2 separate regions of the Homo sapiens genome follow, and region 1 is linked to region 2. Evidence: chromatin contacts called from ENCODE Hi-C or POLR2A ChIA-PET data. All regions are on one chromosome and are shown on one strand. Each heading gives the region's core, a stretch centred on a gene start or an enhancer-like site at or near the end of the contact. The rest is flanking DNA. Distances are from core to core; before and after follow the strand shown.

Region 1 (2,700 bases), core at 9-2,508, 300 kb after region 2:
AACGAATGAAATAATGTCTTCTGCAACAACTTGGATGGAATTGGAGGGCATTATTCTAAATGAAGTAAATGAGGAATCAAAAACCAAATACTGCATGTTCTTACTTATAATTGGGAGCTAAACTATGGGTACATAAAGGCATACAGTGTGAGTTAATGGACATTGGAGACTCAGAATGGGGAAGGGTGGGAGGGATGTGAGGGATGAAAAACTACTTTTTGGGTACAGTATATACTATTCCGGTGACAGGTGCATTAAAATCCTAGACTTCACCACTGTACACACATTTTAAAACATCATTATTGTATAAAATAAGTATATAGAATTTTTATTTGTCGATTAAAATAAGTTGAAGCAATTCAGGGTTTATATTTTTGGCAGGAATATCACAGAGGTGATGTTTTCTACTAAGTGCATTGTATTTGGAGGCACATATCTGCATGTCCCATTACTGGTGATGTTAACTTTTGATTATTTGGCTAATGTGATGACTGCCAGGCTCTCTACTATGAAATCACTCTTTTTCCCTTTGTAATTAATATGTGCTTTTTTGGGGCGGGGGGTGGGGTGGGAAATACTATGAGACACTGTAAACTTTGCTGCACTAATCATCCATTGATGATTCTTGCCTGAATCAGTTATTTCTGTGATGACTGGCAAATATTGATTTTTAAATCCCATTGTTCTTGCTTTATTAGGTGGCATTCTTTTGTAAGAAGTAGGTTCCCCCTTTTCACTATTTATTAATTTATATTGTTATTAACTCATAGGTTCTTACTTTATTCAATGGATTATAATTTGTTACTCTCAAATTGTACCAAATGTGGCCGATGGGAACCCATTCAAGCTGGCTTTTATGTCTTTTTGACATGTCCACATTGTTCTTTGAATACTACCTTGTCTTTGGCACAACAAAATGTTTCAGACTCAGCTTGTTCTTTCTCAGCCTGAGTCCTAGAACCAATCATCTCTCCAAAAAGCCCTAATTCCTTTAAATGGAGAAGGGCTTTAAACACCAAGATTGGTATTAGGTTAGTTTAATGTGTTTAACTATAAATGTTGAGACTGGGATACTAGAAACATTCATGGTTCTTTTCAAAGATCTGATAGTTATCCTAGTAGTTCTTAAAAACTCATTCATCATAACACAGAAATGTTAAGAATGAACTATCAACTCTAAGCACTTATTTTTTTGCATTGTCTGATATCGACATGTCACTTGCTTGATTATGGGAAGTACTGGATGACTCAGTTAAATGGAGGCAGGTGAGTGAGGTCAGGAATATTCCTGCTGAATGGTGACTTGGGGCCAAGAAAAATATTAGTTCTGGATTTGAGTGTTCAGACTCTGCCAAGTATCAGTCACCATCAAGTTTCCATGATACCCTTTCATTTTTTAGGTATCACATGTACATACAGCTCAGTCAATAATTTTCCTTTGGATGGGAGTAGTGTTGCTACTTAAATATGATTGATCCTCTTTTTTTGTTATTTATGAGCTGTAGTTGTAATCAATGAAATGTCTTATTAATATTCTCAGAATATTTAAATGGTACATGTAACTAGAAGGAATATTGAGTTTTTGAATAACCTTGAAGATTGAAAAGACACTTTATTTCAGGAAAAGGAAACTATTAATAAGCTTGGACGAATATGCTTCAACTCTAGAATTCTGAAAAAAATCAGAAAACTAAAAACTTCTGAAGCTCTATTTGAAATCTCTCTTCAAATTGGTAAGCACATATTTTGATATTTAAGATTTCATACTGTGTCAATAATTCATTTTAGGGAAACTTTGATAGCATCATGGAATTATTACTTGGAAGCATAAAGAGGAAGTCTATTTAAATAATCTTTGGAAACATAAAGAGGAAGTCCGTTTGAACAACTAGAATCTATGGATATTCTTGGTTAAATTGGATTTACGTTACATTTTAAATTAAAAGTTGAGTTTGAAAGATTATGAGATTGACCAGTCTTTAAATCTTTCTTCATTAAGTATATATAGAATGAAGTATTTTTCTTTGGTTTAACATTCTTTAATATAATTAATTTTTTTTCTGCCTAAAGACCAATTATAAAGTTTTTTTGACAAAAATTATGATCACAGGTAAAATGCACCAATGATTTTTCTTAAAAACATATTTTTAAGCCTCATTAAAAAAACTTTTATATTACACGTTTTAAAACTATATAATTGGCCAAGAATCAGATTAATGTTTTGAAATGTATATTGGTTTATTTTAGGTCAATTTCTGCAAAATAAATTTTCAAAGATTAAATGCACTGAAGATGTCTACAGATGTAGATTAAAGCTTCTTATTTTGATTAAGATTTTAGCTAAGGTAAATATGTTAGCTGTAGTTTTTCAATTCAAATGATATTTAGGGAAAAGTGTATACTTAGCATGATTTAATTTGCTGATAATTATCTTAGGATTTTAGCTTTAGAAAAATTAACTTATTAAATATGGGAACTAGGAAAGGCATTATTTTCATTTAGGGAACTGTGTTATAATGTTATTTCAGTTTTTAAATGAAGATAGTTATCTAGTATAATGTTATCTAGTATAGTGTCGTTGAGAACTGTATCATTTGTAATATATACAGTATATTGTACTTTGTTTAATAGTTTTCTTATCAGGGTCATATGAATTATGAAAATTCAGTCCACTGGCAAGCAGATCTGATGTCTTAAAAC
Region 2 (2,700 bases), core at 1-2,500:
CGTTGGTTCCTGCCGCAGCGCTGTGCTTCGGACTCCTAGGGGGCCTCTGGCCGTTTGAATGAATCGACAATATCAGAGTATTGTGGACACTTTTTAATGGGGCCGGGGAGGGGCCGCCGCTGCCGAGAACTGAGGGCGACAGAACAATCCCACCTCTTGTGAGGAGCAGGTCTGCCATTCTGCTTGTCAGTTCTCACCTTCCCCTCCTCCACGGCAAAGAGTCCCTTTCACACCCTTCTGAGTGTGCGGGTGCGCCCAGTTTTACAAGTCCTCTGTCCTGCCAGGGTAGTGGGAGAAGCACGCGATGGGGCTAGCGCCCAGTCCTGCGGGGGCAGGCGCCAAGCTCCCGGGAGTCCGCAAGTCGCTTCCTATATTGGCAAGCTTCAAATGAGACATTAGAATCTCCGGCAACCTTCCTTCAAACCTGAACCGGGGAAGAGAATAAGCCGCCCTATGGCCAAGGCGCAATTGCGTACCCGTGTGTACAGGTCCATGCCCTGTCCCCTACACTCTAATTTTCTCAAAGAAAATTGTTTTGCCAAAAGTAACCCTGAGAAATGCAGACGCTCCAAACGCCCTCTCCACTTCGGATGAAGCCAGCATCTAGTAGGGTCTCCGGCCCTCAAGAAGGTGAGGCAAAGAGATGAATTGTCAGACAGCTGCTTTTAAAAGTGGATTGAGGAAGATGGGATGGGGAGGAGAGGAACCAGCATTATCTCCACCTCAGTAAATTGCTTACATTTCTGCTCAATATTTATGCATTTCGGGTGACAGTCCTGCAGGCTGGGGATGAAAAAGTCCACAAGGAGGAAATCCAAAGTTTGAAGTTGATATTCTCTGTGTCCTGAGCCAAGGTCTGATCTTGAACTCGGATCAAATAGGCGGGTTCTAGGCCTTCTGCAACAGGGCGGGGACAACAAGAGCTCCTTTTCCCCTTTAAAACATGACTGCTGGGAACTCTTGGAAGGATGTGTGTGTGTGTGTGTGTGTGTGTGCGCGCGCGCGCGCGTGTGTGTGTTTTGTGGGGAGGTAAATGCCCCCTCCTCCTGCCTCCCCGCTCTCTATCCCCCCACCCCTTTGTAATGTTTGTCCTGCTTGCCCATCACCAGGGGGTTGAGAGGAGTATGACAGGTCTTTGTTGTCTGAATAAAAATCCGTGGCAGCTCCGGGGAGAGAACTCCTCCTACTAAATTATCAAAAATGGGCTGGCTTTAGTCTCTTAACAAATTGGACACAGCTCAGGCAGGAGCAGTCCCCAACCCAATCTACAGGCACTGGGAACTTGCAAGCAGCCAGGGAACGCTGAAAATAGCACGTCTTTTTCTTTCTTTGTGTTCAAAACTATTTTCTTTCTTCACCAGATTTTGTTTTCCTCCCCCCGCTGCAGTTGTTTCCCATTAGTAACTCGATCTCTCAGAGCAGTAAGATTCGCCTTCTACGCCTCTTTTTCCCTCCGCCCGAATTGTTTGTTTTCTGCACATCTCCTTCAGGGAGCCGCTGAGGCTTCCCCCCAACTCTTCCCAGTTCTTTTTGCTTCCCCTCGGCCCCCCAAGCAGACCGATTTCCACTCCATCTGTTTCTTCTCCTCCTTTCTCTCCCTCTTTCCCTCCATCCTCGAGCGTCTCTGCGCTCCTACAGGGCAGCCCTCTCTGGTCCCTTGCCTCCTTCACTCGGATGAGCTGAAAGCCCCGGGCGTGTGTATATGGAAATAGTGGGGTGCCGAGCAGAAGACAACTCGTGTCCTTTCCGCCCCCCAGCCATGCTCTTTCACGGGATCTCCGGAGGCCACATCCAAGGCATCATGGAGGAGATGGAGCGCAGATCCAAGACTGAGGCCCGTCTGGCCAAAGGCGCCCAGCTCAACGGCCGCGACGCGGTAAGGAAGGGCTCCGCCGCGGCGGTAGCCGGGCACCCCTGCGCCCTCTGTTAAACCAAGCCGACTCCCTGGCCGGTGGAGAACCGGAGCGGCGGGTCGTAGAGACGTCCGCTTGAGGGTGGCGGGTGAGTTTTCTCCCGTCCACCTATGCCTACAGGGCTAAGAAACGGTCGTTTTTCTGAATCGAAATGTCTGCAGCTGGCTATCCTCCGTCGCAGCTGATTCCGAAAGAGCAGGGAGAGGAACTGGGAGGAGGTGGGATGGGGGGTGGTGGCATTCTCTTCTACAGACCTCAAGGTTCCCTTGATTCCGGGGCAGGCGTCTCCCCGGCGAGGATCCGCAGCTCCGAGGGCAAGCTGGGCATAAGCAATAGGAGGACGGCGCGCTGCCGAGGCGTCCGAGCCAAGCAGGAGCCCAGGTGGCCTTAGTCTCTGGGCCTGATGACCGGACCTGTGGAGTAGATTCCGACGCGACTGGGTCATTTCCAGTTCTCTAGACGCTCGGGGCTTGGGACCCCTAACCGAGAGAATCTCAGGGTTTCTGGCATCCCGACTCAGTCCCTCTAAGGAGACAGCACTACGTTTAGCGCCAGGACCCGGCGGGTGTCATGTGTAGGGGGAAATCAAATAAAACATACGGAGGAGCGCGGCACCCAGTCGAAACGCATGAACTTTATAACCAACCCTTAAACAAGCTAATCAACCACCACTGTTTCTACTATCCATAATAATAAAGTCATGTCCTCTTAATAAAGAAAACTAATTACTTATCTAAGCGCTTCCCTTTCCAGATTACTAACGGGGGGGGGGGGGGACTACAGAAGT

The links. Hi-C counts contacts between places; a loop is a spot of excess contacts on that map. ChIA-PET counts read pairs that join two places held with the same protein, here RNA polymerase II (POLR2A).
Region 1: a loop to region 2 is called in a map with no recorded cell type, with 9 times the contacts of the local background. The contact joins the enhancer-like site here to the promoter of LHX9 in region 2. A Hi-C loop is called at or near these places in 1 of 37 single-sample maps with no recorded cell type. POLR2A ChIA-PET finds 5 or more read pairs at or near these places in 3 of 52 experiments (T-cell, activated B cell and naive thymus-derived CD8-positive, alpha-beta T cell).

Annotation. Positions count from the first base shown.
Region 1 is chr1:198,219,378-198,222,077 of GRCh38, forward strand. All of the region lies in intron 1 of NEK7 (NIMA related kinase 7), which reads left to right. Among named protein-coding and RNA genes, the nearest start is that of NEK7, 64 kb to the left of the region's middle. Within about 2 kb of position 1,259, at least 3 of the 41 ENCODE cell types and tissues checked have a DNase peak (open chromatin) inside an H3K27ac peak, as active enhancers do.
Region 2 is chr1:197,916,122-197,918,821 of GRCh38, forward strand. It overlaps LHX9 (LIM homeobox 9), which reads left to right and starts at 1,251. Exons shown (of 5, transcript NM_020204.3): 1 at 1,251-1,876. The coding sequence starts at 1,703. RefSeq lists an enhancer at 1,822-2,548.